2 separate regions of the Homo sapiens genome follow, and region 2 is linked to region 1. The links are chromatin loops, found by intact Hi-C in ENCODE. Cell type or tissue: OCI-LY7. All regions are shown on one strand.

Region 1 (8,000 bases):
GAGAAAATATATGGTGAATAAAGATTGCCTTATTATTCTGATAAAAAGTCTTTCAGGTAATAAAAGTTGTGTGGAAGCAGCCCACTATCTTCCTGATAGAGATACTTTTACAAATGCAGGTTTCCTTTATATATATTTACAAAAGGACAGCTTTTCAGAGATACTTCTGTGTCTGCAGGTTCTAAAACTAATGTGAATAATGTGCTTAAAATATTCCAAAAACATATATATTAGGCTGAAATATTCTCGTCTTCTCCAGTCATATTTTGGGGTGGTGTGTTCTGGGCCGCAACAATATAATAGACTAAAAATACTGAATTTGTACTGAGTTCCTGATAAACACATATTTAAGAATTACTGATAATATCAGGTTAGAACAATTCATGTGCTGTTTATAGAACAATTGTTTAATCTTTTTATTTCCTCTGAGGAGAAAGGCAGGGTTTGAAAGGCAGTAAAGATGGAATCCATCAATAAAATCTTCTCCTCTACCAGCAAAAAGGTAAAGGAAAAAATGAGAAACATGCCTGTTATATTACTATATATACATATTGGTTTTCGTCCACAGTTCCTGGCTTATAACCCCCATAACCTTTGTTATTTCCTAAGTGACTAAAACAATAAGCATATCTTTTGTTAAAGTATTTGGCCTTTTGTCCTTGTTTCCTGAAGCAACTTTGGAGCAACTTCAGAGAGATAAAAGTGAAAGATCATCTTTTGTTATAATATTGGGATGCCTTAGACCTCAGAATCAGGCCTCAGACACAGAATTTCTTTCTCTTTGACCTTTTTCTGCCCTCCTTTCACCTGCTCCTTTTTCGCCTCAAGGCAGGCCACTGAAATTAAAAATATACCCTAATTTCCTCCGGCCTTTCTGTCTTGGAGCTGGTCACAAAGAAATTCTCTGACCTACCTTGTCTGATTATAAGTCATGAAACCACCATTTCAGAAGGGGTTCTGCCCCATACCCTGGAGGAGAAAATGTTGCACAGGGAGGCCAAAAAAGAATCTGAACAGATAGATAGAACTTGCTGGGTTTCCCCACTCTGTTTGTCTTAGATCATACCCTTTTTGTCCAATCACATTTCTACCCCCTTATTGATGCTTCAATTATGTCTATGCAATGAAGTTTCCATAAAAGGACCAAGAGGATGGTATAAGGAGCTTCCAGATAGCTGCACTCATTAAGGTTCCTGGAGGATGATGTACCCAAAGAGGGTGTGGAAGCCCTGTGACCCTTCTCCCGTATTTTGCTCTCTGCATCTTATCAGGTGTAGCCCTTGTAATATACTTTATAATAAACTGGTGGACATAAGTGTTTCTCTCAACTCTGTGAGCCACTCTAGCAAATTAATCAAACCCAAGGAAGAGGTTGTGGGAACTATGACTTATAGCTGGTTGGCCAGAAACACAAATAAAATAACCCAAGGCTCGTGATTGGCATCAGAAGTGGATTGAGTCCTAAACCTGTGGGGTCTGATGCTATCTCCCAGTAGATAGTGTGGAATTGGAGAACACCCAGCTGGTGTCCACTGCAGAATCAATTGCTTGCTTGCTGGTGGGGAAAAATCCCCAGATACTTGGTCCCAGAAGTGTTCTGTGTTGATTGTTGTGTGAGAGCAGAGGAAAAACAGTTCATTTTTTAACTCAACATTATACTTCAATTCAAGGTAATTCTTCCTTTTCATCATTTATCTTTTTGAGTTTTTTATGTAATAAGTAGTTAGATTTCTTCAGGTTTGAATAAAATCTAAACCTTTTATAATTTTCCACCTGCAAGTCTTGTGAAGATCAATAATACTCTTTTCACAATCAAAAACTCAAAGGTCAATTTTCAGTCTTACTTTTTTGAGTGTTCCACAGTTAGGACACTATTGGGTAATTACTGTAATCATTCCTTTCTTGGTCTCCACGGTGATTTTCTGTTATCTATCTATCTATCCACTTATCTATTTAGCTAGCTAGCTTGCTATTATTTTACCAACATCTTTCCTCTCTATCTTTTTCACAGATTTTATAGTCCAGATACACGAAACCACTCACATCCATCAAGCCTTGCTTCCACTTCTTTTTTGGCAATGTGCTTATTTATAAGCCTTAAAGCAAATGACAATAAAAATTTTACTGCTTCTGTACCTTTGTTTCCTAAAATTCCACAATACTTGGAAATGTTTCTGTAGTAGCAATTCAATGCAATCATTATTTTAATGCTGTATTGATTTCTTTTTTAATCTCCAGGACCTAATATATTGCCAATCACATTAAAAAAAAACGTCCTTTGAAGGGATGAGTGGGTAGATTGATGAATGACTCAACTAGCTTACAAACTGGGATATAAATATTTATGTGTGTGTGTATATGAATATACATATACATATATTCATATACATATATACATATACATAAACATAGATACATATATAAAAAATCTTTTATTAGGTTCTTTATGTCTACTATCTATCCTTCTCCACCTAGCTCTGTGGGTATGTGACCTGCATCAGGCTCTCTGAACCTCTGACTTTCAGATATGTATTGACAGGACATTAGAGAAAGAGAGGTGAGTATGATCAGGATGGTAAAACCCATCTTAGTCTCCTTCTAACAGAGCTGCTGTGGTCTGAAGGTTTCCCTTTCTGAAGACGAAGCCTCTTTCAGGGGCCATTTCCTATAGGAGGATCACAGGCCACCTGTATTTGCTAATTGGCCTTACCCAAAGGAAAGGTAAGCTCTTTCGCATCTTTATGACAGCAGGGAGTTTTACAACTTCGAGAAAGGCTCCTACCAACAGTAGCCCCATCCTTCCACAGAGACTGAGAGATAAGGGGTATTATTTTTTATTTTTGATAATTACATTTCAAGGGGATTGCCTTCAGGTAGTTGAGATAGATAGTCCTGGGTTGTACAACTGGCAAGGAGGCTTTTTAAAGGATTTGCATCTCAAATGGGCAGAGGAAAAAAGTTGCAGCTACAAATGTTCTAAAGTAAATGTGCTAAGAAAAGGGAGGTAAGGTCTCTGTGGTTAGGCCACCTGAATTCTACAGGTGACTATGTGGGAGGGGTGGATGCCCGTCTAAAGTTTAGTCAAGATGAGAGAAATGTTAATTCTGTCTTGGCCAGTAGTATTTAACCAGATAAAAAGTACAAAAGACACCTTAGACAGAGAGGATGGCCCATAACAAGGTCATGTACAAGCAAATAGAAGAAGCACTGTAAATCCGAAGCATATGGTGTGAGAACAAGTGTTTTAAGAGGTGAGGTGGTAACAGTTTTTACAAGCACATTGAAATATAGTCTGATTCAGCTAATGAAAAAGTAATTTAAAAACTAATGGAGGCACAAGTTTGTAACATAGAATCAAAACCAGAAAAAAAATGATTCCACTGAGGCTAAGAGTTCACTGCTAAGCATTTTATTAATAAAAGGGTGAGTAAGCAGTGCCAAAGTTGAAGGCATAGAAACAATTAGCTCTCAATTAAAAGTCTATTCTTGGCCCTAAAGGAAGAAATCTCTATAGGGCAGTGGAGACAGAAATTTGATTGTAAAGAGATGATGAAGTGAGTAAATAAGAGTTGAAAATATAAAGGTAGACTATTTTATAGAACTTTGAAGAAGTCTGGCAATGAAGAGAAGGAAAGGCTACTATGTGATTCTTTATATTAAATGAAATTTTAGAAATATTTGCTTAGTATGTATTAAGATAGCTTCAATGGCTTGACTTTTGGGGATTTTTTTTCCTCTTTGTTTATTCAGTCTACCTGATTGATCTGCACTTCATATGGATTTATGCCATTTTGATCCTCAACTGTCTGAACTAAACTCTCGCTAGACCCATCTGTTCTGTCTTGATCTTTGGCCTACCTCATACTGCTGGCTTAACTGTTTGTATTTTCAATATCAGTTAGGATGTCTCTGAACCAACTGGGAACTTCCTATCCATACTACAGCTTGAATTTACACAAAAGCAAAGCTTATTAAGATCCTTTATATATTTCTCAAAGCTGCAGCATTGAAAAGGATCACATGCCAAGCTTTGAGTTTGCCACAGGCAATTTGGAAATATCATTTCTAAAAAACTGTACTCATTGTGGGACTAAGATGTTAGACCTTCAGTGGGGAAGTGATTCACAGGTAAAAAGACCAAGTTGGAGGCAAAAAGAATGTATTGAGCTGTGAGATGTTAGAAAGTTAGATCGACAGAGATTAGCAGAAGACAAAAAGAAAACAAAGTAATTAGATGGGAGGGAGATGAAATCTGTGGCCATGCAGATGTACGCCTTGGAAATCTCAGGGCCTTGTAGCGGCTGCTGCTGTTTTGAGAGCTTCAAGGAAAATGTGTAAATGAGAAATGTGTTAGTCAGACAGAGAGTCACTAAAATAAATCATTATCTTTTTATCTTCTAAATATATTGTCTAGTCAACATAGAGCTATGTTAGAAAAAAATGTTACATCATACTTAAGAAGTATTATTTTAAAAGTTTTATCCAAGAAAGCTGTTTCCACTTTCGCATATTGCTTTGTAGTTCATTTTCCAAGAAAATATTTTAAATATGTATGTATTACTTTATCTGAAACCTTTTTATAAAATAATTATGCTTAGCTATATTAATCCAATATATCATATTACAACTAGATTAGAATATCATAATAAAACTACGAGCAAAGAGATTGAGTTTTAGTCTGAAAGATACCATATACTCAAGAATTATAGAGTTAACACACTATTTATTGATAATTAAATACCTATCAGTAGTACACTTACTTATAAGCCATTTTTGTTTTTATTTTTACAGAGGAAAGATTTACATCTTTCTCTGTACCTAACAATAACAGCTGTAAGGGGAAAGGGGAAAGTTCTGCTTGGCCCTCTGCAGGTTTGCTGACAAATCAACTCACAGAAAACAGATAAATTGGAGAAAAGGCATACTAATTTATTTAACATGTATACATGAGAGCTTTCAAAATGAAGACACAGAGATATAGGGGGAAATAGTCTATTTATTTGCTTAGGTTCAACAAAGTATGGACAGCTGTGTAGATATATAATTGTATACAAAGCATATGATCTAATGTTAATAGACAGAGGAGAAGCCCAGCAAGGCCTGTCTGTTTACATTCTTCTTGGCCTCTCTATGCATGTTTTCTCCTTTCTGAGTGGGGGCAGGACTTTTTCTGGAAATGGGGTGTTATGACTTACAGCCAAAGAAGGTAGGTCGGATAATTTCTTTATGGCCACTTTTTACACAGAAAGATGGAGGGAAAGTTGGAGTAATGTTTTTAGGTTTTATGGTTGTCTTTGGGGAAAAGCAGTTCTGGTTTCAATGGCCTGCCCTAGGGAAGAGGGAGTCTAGTTTCTACAGCTAGCCTCTGGAGAGAATGGGACTGAGAAGCAGCAGAACAGGAGAAGGTCAGAGAAAAACGTTTACTTGTGAGGTTGCTTCTGAGTCCTTCATTTTAGGGTCTTGTTTTCTGACCCCAACACAGCATAGCATGGATTCTCAACAAACATGCAAATAGAATAAAACTATCTCCTTAAAATCATCTGCTTATTTAATATTATGTAACAGATAGTTAGGATAAGATTTTAGAGACTTAAAATAATTATGCATTTCTTCGGTTGTTAAAGTACTATTTTTTAGTACTTGTTTTTGAAGTTTCTCATCTAGAATATTTATTACATGAGCGTTTAAATTCTCTGGCTTTTCTACAAAACAATAACAACAACAAAAAACATCCTGATGGGTTAAGGAAGTTAATATAGAGTGAATATTTTCTTAGAAATAGATGCATATTCTGCTTAAATATCTACATAATAACGTCAGTTAGCAAAGGGTAACTTAAAAAAAGTTATCCTCAAAATCTCCTGGGCAATTTTATTTCTCATTTATGTGAAGTCCAATACATTTGATCCTTGTTGTGTGGCCTTTGTACCCAACTATTTTCCAAGCTCTGATTAGGGAGACCCCACCTTGTATTGTGTCTGCTATTTCTAGGGCCTTGGAGAGAAGAGAGTGTTTTTAAGACTGCTTTTTTGGTCAGCTCTGGGAGTGGCACACCATTCTGCAACACACATTCCATTAGCCAGAATTGTGTCTTGTGGTCCCATTCAGAAGCAAAATGTCTGTAGAATGTGTTTAAGTATGTCCAGCAAGCAGAGAAAAACCAAATATTGATAAATACAATCAACTTCTATCACAGTAATAAAGCATTACTTTCTTATTAACATTTTATAAATGTAAATTATTTTATTTTGAGATCTGTGTTCAATGTAAAATTTTTTGAAGGTATTATATTACTTAATGAGGAACTTAAAGTAAAATAATTTAAGTACGGTAATGCAGACAGTAAATTTAGACTTAGTATTTAAATTCAGCAAGGCCCATGCTCAATTCTAGATCACTATGTTTAAGGTCTAATCGTAAAACAGAGCAGCAATTGCAATACAGAGTTAAGTATTTTGGTTGGCAGCAATACATATACTCTATATTTACATGTAAGTTATTACAGTTTAAAAGTATGTGGGAAAATAGGTTCAAAATAGATAAAGATTTTATAACGTAAGAGAATGGAGAACTGAAATAATTATTAAGTTTTCTTAAAGGAAAAATTGCTCTACATTACTACCTAAGTTTATCTTCTGTTTCATTTTGATAAAATTTATGTTAAACAGTCTAATAAAATATTAAATCACACGTCTTTTTCTTAAAGTTCCTTAAAATAATACTCTCGTCTATGTTATCAGTAAACAGTCTTAATATTGCTGTTCTCCTGAGATAATTTTTCTCTAATTGCTGCTCATTATTTAAGGAAACTTTCAATATTAGTAAAACATTGCTCCAAATCTTTCATTTAGAGCTATTATTATACCTGTGCTGTTTTTTCTTCTGCCCACGAAGCCTGTCAAAATGCAAATTGCTTTCTCTGACCAAAAGTACAGCAGGAGCACAGCCTGGCTGCTTTTTACACAAAACCACCAACAGATTTGTTAACAGCTGTTCTTGGGGTCTGTGCACGTAATGGAAACTTCAGAACCTTGCAGGGTTCATGGTTTCTTCTGTCTGCAGCACAGGAATCGTTTAACAGTAGGTGACACTTTTGGCAATGTATAATTAAAGGGCTTGTTTTAGCAAAATTACACCCTGTGTAACACATAATAAAAGATAAGGGGGAAGGAGAGGTAACAGGCCTGGGTATACAATTTAGTTTGTAGCAGAGAATGAGCACAGTTGGGAGCTTGACTATTTTTGCTGTGATTCCTGAGGTCATATTAAGCAAAACAAATCACTATGTTTCTACTTTATTCAGGTGACAAGTGGATCGATAAGATAATTAATAATATCTCTTCTTCCCTATTTGGCTAATTGAGACGAGGGAAGATTATAAACGGGTCTACAACATGAAAAACCAGAAGTCATTTAATTTGAATGCCAGCATCACCTCCCCAAGGTTATTGATATTTGATTTAAAGGGGAATAAAAGATGGACAATTTAAGTGAATCTGACTTGTATTGTTCTGAATCCATATGCATTGATTCAGATTTGTGAGATGTCTTTTCAACAAGGTAGCTTTGGATCAGTGGGGCTTGCATATTTGATCATATTTCTTTCAGAACCTTTCTTAAATACTCTTCATTTGTTACCACCAGGCAAAGGCAAATCTCTAGTTTAGAAAACTTGATTTTAAAATAAATTAGAAAGTAAAGAGAGAAAAGGCATGTTCCATTCCTGACATTTGTATATACTATTACTCATTGAAAACATAACATGGTAAGTTTGTTTCATAGTCATTACCTCTACCATCATCTGTTACCCCCTTTGAACTACACCGTTAATTATCTTTGCCTACTTCTGAAATGCATATACATAAAATCTTATTGTATGTAACATTTGAATATAGCGTTTTTGCTTATCATTATGTTACTGAGATTTATCAGTGTTGTCACACATAATTTCAGTTTATTTTTATTGACATGAAGCATCCTATAATATGAATATGCCACAC
Region 2 (8,000 bases), 150 kb after region 1:
GAATAAATCTAACAAATAATAACCAAAACTTTTTAAAAATATTATAAAACTTTATAGAATTACATTCAAGAAGACTCAAATAAAGAAAACCTAAATTAATAAACTATGCTCATTGATTTTAAAACTAAATATTTGAATAAACTATTTTTGACTTATTCAGTATAGATCCAAATGCAATTTGAAAACAATGGTATTTTTGTAGCAATGTAGAAACTGAATCTGTAAATGCACATGGAAAAAAATGAACTGAGAATAACAGACACTCATGAAGAAAAGGAACAACATAAATGACTTCACCTTACCATATACTGAATATCATTATAAAACTAAAAATTAAATTGTAGTATTGCCAAAGGCAAGACAGAGAGATTCGTGGACACAGAATAAAGATCAGTAATAGATATTTGTAAATATACACTTGAGAACTTGATTAAAACAGAGCTGATTTTGCAGACTACTGTGTAATGGATAGAATCTTTGATAACTGTCGCTAGAACAATTAGTTGTCCATATAGAAAAAAAAATAAAGCCAGACTAATACCTCATATCAGAGACAAAAGTAAACATTATCTTAACTACAAAATTACATGTGAACAACTAAATTATAAAGCTTTGAGAAGACAATAGAGGAATATGTACTTATTACTTCAGGACTAAGAAGAATTTCTTTAAAAATATATAAACCAAAAACCATTTAGGTCATTGTTTGGGAATTAAGGACTTCTGCTCACACCGAGACAGCAAAACAAACCAAAAAACAAGCAACAAATGAGAAAAACATATTTTCAGTTATATAAGGGATATAAATGTTTGTGTGCATGTATCATAATATATATATTATAAATAAAGAATGACTAAACAAGGAAAAGATAAGTGATCCAATTAAAAAACAGGGAAAAATATTGTGAAGACACTATATAGGAAGAAACAACTAGTAACTATTAGGTTGGTGCATTAAAAGTAATGACAAAAACCGCAATTACTTTTGCACCAACATAATTTTTAAAGATTTACTTTAATCAAATTGAAAATTAGAAGAATCAAAAATAAAACCACAATAAGATGTCATTTCACACATATACTAGATAGGCAAGAATATTAAAATCTGAAAATGTCAATTATTAGAAAAGATGTGGAACATTCAGAAGAACAAATAGCTTATGATAATGTAATATAGAACAACAAGCCTGGAATGACATTACATAATAAATTTGAAGATATGCAAAACACTTCCATTCCTGAGAATACACCCTAGAGGAATTCTTGCTATTTATATGCTCCAAGAGTCCTGCTCAAGAATATCAATGGGCATACATTAGAGACACCTGGGAAGAACATTACTGAGCACTGAAAGAGGAATGACCTAAAGGTTCCACCTGTATTTACAGGCTAGAATGTGAGACAACACTGAAAATGAATGCATTACAGCTACGCACACCAACAAAAACATGTTTAAAATCTTAGCTATGACCGAGAAACACAAGTTATAGGAGAATACAGGAAGCCTAATTCCTTCATATACATATAAAATTGAACTATATAAAGTATAGGAAAAGAGCACATAGAATTATGATGAAAGGCAAGGGAATCTTAAACACAACATTCAGAACAGTGGTGTGGCTTTTCACCTGACTGAGAAAAGAAAGGAATGGACGAGGCAAGGAAGAGAGGAAATTTTAAAACAAGTAATATTATGTTTCTAAACCTGGATTATATTAATTGAATCACTGTGATTTATACTACTTACATTTTAGAGTTTTTTGCGCCTACAGATAATTTAAGCAAAATAAAAGAGTTTTTATTTCACTCTCATCTCAATCTCAAAGCATTGTCTGGTGCTCCCACTTGGAGGATGCCTACAACAGAATAAATAAGGAAGATGCTTACCCATCTTCACCGGAATTCCTGTTGGCTCCCTGAAGGCATATGTTTAAACAGATTGTGGAGTCTTATTGCACTATGTTCTTTCTTTCTCTACTTTCTTGTATAATTGATTAATGCTGATTAGTCCCCCTTCAAAGGTATTTATTTCTTTCCCTCCTCTTTAGCTCTCATAAAGGACACAAACTGACATGAGACACACAAATGTACTCAGCGCTAATCCATTTCCTTTTATCCTTCCCTAATAACTTCCTAAAATTTTATTTGTTCAATTTCATATATCCTCCTTTTTACCACCTGCTTTAACTGTTGTTTATAAAAACATACATGCTCAAAACCAATTCAATTAGGGGTTAGCCTTTCCACACATGGTGCTGGAGTAATTTACATCTATTGGCAAAGAAAAAAAAAAACTTTGACATAAATCTCACGTCCTGTACAAAAATTAATTCAAAATGCATAATAGACTTAAACATAAAACTATAAAACCTTCTGTAGAGGACCTTCAAGATCTGGGGCCAGACAAAGAGTTCTTATACTTTACAACAAAGGCACAATTCATAAAAAGAAAAATTGCTAAGTTAAGCATCATCAAAATTAAAAACTGTTGACTTGGATAAGACCCCGTTAATAGAATAAAAAGATAAATTACAGAGTGGAAGAAAATATTTACATACTAGGTATTATACAGAGGACTATTATGTAGAATATGTATACAATTTTTTAAACCAACAATAGAAAAGTAAGCAATCCACTTAGAACATTGGAAGGACAGGAAGGAAGTGGGTATAGCTATCTTTACTATATCAATGTCAATATCCTAGCTGTGATATTTTATTGTACTTTTGTGAGATACTACCCTTGGGGGAACTGGGATAAAAGTACACGGAATCTCTGTTTCCTTTCTTACAACCGCCTGTGAATCTACAATAATCTAAAAAATAACAAATTTTAAGCTTGGTGCACTTGGTGCATGACTATAGTCCCAGCTACTCAGGAGGCTGAGGTGAAAATTTGAGGCTTATACCCGGGAATTTGAGGCCAGTCTGGGCAATACAGGAAGAACTTGTCTCTCAAAATAAGAAAAATTTAATTAAGGAAGAAGAGCATGTGCTTTCAGAAGGTAATCGAATTAGTCCTAACAATTAAAATGTATACATTCTGATATTAGAACACCTTCTTGTTGAAAGAATAGTTTTATCTTTTTATGCCTCTGACACATTAAAATGTAACTCAATCGGGAAGATGATAAAATCACATTAATTTTATTACAGTTATTCATCATCATTCATCGTCACTATTCCCTTCCTTATTCACTTATAATTAATAAGCCATTTAACTTAACTGCTGAAAGTGACTTCAGTCAGAAATACAGTCTAATCCCTCATTTCAAATGGGGTATCTAAAGCAGAGCATCTCAAACTTTAGGGGCATGAGAATCATCTGGACAGTGTGTGTTAACTTACAGGTTGCTAGGTCTCACCCACAGAATATATAGTTCAGCAGTTCTGGGCATCCCTTGAGAATCTGCACTTCTATTAAGTTTCCAGGTGTTGCTGGTGCTGCTGATGCAGGTGATGAAGGCATTGGTCCACAGACCTCATTTTGAGTGGTACTCTTTCTGAGACCAGAGGACTTAAGTATTTGTCTAAAGGCTGCACAATTCACAATAGCTAAGCACTAGTACATTCTTTACCACTACTTTATTTTGAAATTTTGCTTATTTTATTATTTAAAAAAAATTATAAGGAAAATCCTTTTTTATCTCCACTGATTGGAATAATACGTCATAAACTAGAATTCCCACTTCTACAGCACATGTATATCTCACTAAGTGTTGGCCAAATTTTATAAAAAATCACAAAGGTTGAAGTCACCGTTTGAACTGTAGTTTAAAAAGATAGAAGTACTTGAGGTTTTGTGTAAGATGTATAAACTTGTCATAAAATGGCTTTCAAGCACAGCATGTTTAGCCCCACACAGCAGCATTGTCTTGCACACAGTCATCCTTAAACTATAAGGTAGCATCCATCATAAATCTTATTTTAGAACTATGAAAATAAAAAAGCAGCACTATTTCTCTCAGCATTGCATAGAAGTAGATTCAAAATTCCAAATATATATTATAATATTGCCATCTAATGGATAATCCACAAAGAAAATATAAAGTTCATAATTAAATGTGCTGCTGCTGTTGAAATTCTGCTATAATCCAGCATAAAACCTTAGATTACAAGATCAAAGATTGCTAAAAAAAAAAAGCATACTAATTTTTCTCTGATATGGAAAATAGTGACGTAAGTCACGAACCAATGCATGTGACAAAACATTTTCTTCTTTTTTCAATAAACATAATATTTCCTATTTTCCAGGAAACAAACGGGAATAAAATTTTCATTTTTTATTATTTCTAAAACTAAAAGGTCATTCTCCTTCAAAATATTTAATCACTAATTGTATTTTTTAATAAGATAGTTTGTAGAATTTTTTTATAAATTAGAGAAAACATCATAAATAAGGGAAGGAAATTTACAGTGACTGCCTTGGTCTTTGTAAAATAAGCAAGGGGTGGAGATCACAGTCAAGAGCACAGAACCAGCCGATAGTTATTATCTGACTTAAGCAAATAGACTACTGTTTTATCACTCACAAAATAAAGATTTGAGATCAAATAATCTTTAAGAACTTTCCTGATTTAACATTCATGATGAAATACTTTTATTTGAGTTTCAGTTCCCTTTCTTATGGAAGGTAAAAGTTGATTGCAGTTGAAAAATTACTTTCAAGCAAAGTTGAAGCCACAATCACATTTGCTTTCTCAGGGATTTCCTAACTGCTTTTCAAGGCTCTGGGGTTAAATATATATATTGTTTTCATTTTTCACACACCAGAGTTACATGTAATGTGAAAATGTGTTTTCCCACCCAGAGTCACCAAGGCCTTAGGAAATAAAGCCTTCCAAGTATGATTTCCTCTTAGTATAAATTTTCAGCAGCATATACCAAAGATAAAATCAGAGTGTCTAAAATTATATTACGTGTAAGCTTTCCTAGGGTTACTTACCTAGGGTTCCTCATATGTTTTAAAAGTTTTTGTTTTTTCTTTATCAAAAAACAAATGCAGAACAACAGAAGTAAGACAGAAGGAGAGGAAAAAAGGAGAAAGGGAGAAAGACTTCTTACAAAACCAAACTGCAAATGTAATGGAAATACTTTGGGACAATATTATTTGTGTGTGCTATATGTCAAATCATAAATGTTACAAAATTTGTGCCTAAATACATAAATATTTTCATAGTATATGTTCTTAGAAGTGAAATTGGTAATTTAGAGAATAGGCAATATTTACATTTTGATTGATACTGCCAAAATAATCTAGCTACAAAAAATAATAATGCAGTTTTTGTTTTCTTTCATTTTGTTTTTGAGACAGAGTCTCATTCTATTGCCAAGGCTAGAGCACAATGTCACGATCTTGGCTCACTGCAGTTTCCACCTCCCAGGTTCAAGGGATTCTCATGCCTCAGCCTCCTGAGTAGCTGGTATTACAGGTGTGTGTCACCACACCTGGCTAATTTTTGTAGAGACAGGGTTTCACCATGTTGGCCAGGCTGGTCTCGAACTCCTGACCTCAAGTGATCCACCCACAACCTCCCAAAGTGCTGGGATTACAGGCATGAGCCACCACAGCTGGCCAATGCTGCAGTTTTGATTGCTGTTGCTGAAAATGGAAAATACAGAGGCCACAGAAGCTAGATTGCCTTTATTAAGAAAAAGTTCATACTTTTGGACCTAGATGTAGCCCCCATCTCTACTACCATGATCACATACCTCTGCCTATTGTAACAGATTGGCATGGCCAATGATGAAGCCTGGCTAACTTTATCTGGCTGAATAATTTTGTCTACTTGGTTGTTTAGTGATTCTTCCATGTTAGATACTTTCTGAGAAGTAATACAAAATCTTCAAAATTCACATATACTATCATGTGTTCATAGACATGCTTCTACCTTAGATCTCTGTCTGATATCTACTAATTATTTTGTTGTCATGTCCCTGAGAAATTGACCAGGCCAGTGGCCACTGCTCAGGTATTTGTATACACTCTTGATTCAGGGCCCCATGTCTCCTCTGCCCTAATTGCCTGACCAGGTCACCACTCACATCTCCACTCATCTGTTATTGGTTTTCATCCACATAGTAGCTGACACATCTGTAAAACAAACTTGAGCTTTCCTTTCTCAGTTGGTGATACATGACCCTCATATGTCCATGGTTGCAAGCTGAGGAAAGTGTGCCTATGCACATGTAGAGTAATACATGGATTTTATTTACCTGATCACGCAGCTTACTTGTGCTATCAAGTCCTATCTAGATTCAATCTTAGATGTTCCATTTAAAATGTACAAGTATGTGTAAATTTACAACTTGATAGGGCTGACAGAACCCAGCTCATTACTATCAGTTTAGATGCATAGTTACTTGGTTCTGTTATCAAGTGTTTAGTCTCTACCAATAACATGCCAAGAGAGATTTCTCAAAGTCCCTACAGTTCTCTGTTGAGGTTGACCTAGCTTTGCTGTGGAATCACAAATTTCTGCATTTTCACTATAGAACTGGGCTTTGTCATAAGTTCCATGTAGCATCTTTTTCTATCACCACCACTTCTAATACCATAGACTCTTTTGGAATGTATGATTTTATCGGCATTGCTTCTTGCAGTGTGACCTGGATCTGCTACAAAACACTTTCTTGCTTCAGGTTCAATTCTAAACTTGCAGCTTATTTCTTCCAGGTGTGAGATGGTTTACCACCAGGATCCAAAGAGGCTCACCTGGTTCAGTGGTTTTTCATTTTGGTAATGGATGCAAAATGCAACTGTTTGTCTCTGACTTTGGAGAAGTTATACTAGATTATTATTGATCACAAGATCCCTAAATTCTACCAATGTGGCAAGTGCTTGTATCTTCATAGTGATTATCTTTCAGCCTGTAAAATACATGTGTTTTCCTAAGGCCCCTCCAGTGAACTAGCCACCTATTTATCATCCTGTCTAATCAGCATAATGTCACCAATGTAATGGATCTATGAAATGGCAAGGTGTGCCAGATAGTCTTGTATAATATTAGTACATGCTGGTTGCAGTAGTTCACTCCTGTTATCCCAGCACTTTGGGAGGCTGAGGTGAAAGAATCACTTGAGGAAAGAAGTTCAAAATCAGCCTGGGCAACATAGTGAGACCTGGTCACTACAGTTTTTTTTAATTAATGGGTCACTGTGGTGTGCACCTGCAGTCCCAGCTACTCCAGCTACTCAGGACGCTGAGGCCAGATAATTGTTTAAGCCCAGGAGTTCGAGGGTACGGTGAGCTATGATAGTACCAATGCACTCCAGCCTGGGCAACAGAGTGAGACCTGGTCTCTAAAAGATAGATGAATAAATAGAAAGATAGATAGGTAGGTAGGTAGATAGATAGATACATACATACATACATACATACATACATACATACATACATACTTATATATATAATTACAGTGGGCAGGAAAGTTAACATAACTCTGAGGAAAGCCTGAATAATTGTGTCTATCCCATGTAAATGTGAAAAATTTCTGATCCCTTTTTAAACTTGAAATAAGGAAGTGATTCACCAAATCAATGGCCACATATCATGTAGGTGAGGCCTTATTTTTCTTCTCTAGCAGTGATACCACATTTGCCTCAGTGACTGGGATTGGGTTTACTACTTGGTTAAGCCTGCAATAGGCTACAATAATTATCCAAGAGTTACTTACCATATTTTTTCAGGGGCCAGACTAGAGAATTAATCAGATATATGACAGTGACCACCATTGCTTTATCCTATAAGTCTACAATAATCTTACTAAACTTGATCACCCCATCCCCCACCACCATCCTCCAGGATATGATACTGTTTTTTGTTTTTACCTTGGCAGGCAGAAGGAAGTTTGAGAGGTTACACTTAGCCTTACTCATCATGTATCATAACTTATTCCACAGGCCAGGAAACCTGAAAATCTCTGTAGGTTTACTGACATTATCTAACACTCCATGGATCTCTGAACCATTGAATACAAGACTTTTCTCACTCTCCATGGT

The links. A loop is a pair of places that touch in the nucleus more often than their neighbours do. Peaks named below come from ENCODE experiments on the same cell type or tissue, not always from the same donor. Only the 100,000 strongest peaks of a DNase experiment are listed, where the experiment ranks them.
Region 2: it touches region 1 in a loop (2.7-fold over the local background); 1 of 110 quality-filtered maps calls a loop at or near these places.

Annotation. Positions count from the first base shown.
Region 1 is chr2:155,138,975-155,146,974 of GRCh38, forward strand. No RefSeq gene overlaps it. Among named protein-coding and RNA genes, the nearest start is that of KCNJ3, 440 kb to the left of the region's middle. RefSeq lists an enhancer at 7,117-7,176. In OCI-LY7, CTCF peaks have their summits at 4,846 and 7,044; DNase peaks (open chromatin) are centred at 2,667, 4,857, 6,047 and 6,977; H3K4me3 peaks cover 4,748 bases; H3K27ac peaks cover 5,550 bases.
Region 2 is chr2:155,293,568-155,301,567 of GRCh38, forward strand. No RefSeq gene overlaps it. Among named protein-coding and RNA genes, the nearest start is that of KCNJ3, 600 kb to the left of the region's middle. In OCI-LY7, no CTCF peak of the experiment used is centred here; no DNase peak of the experiment used is centred here.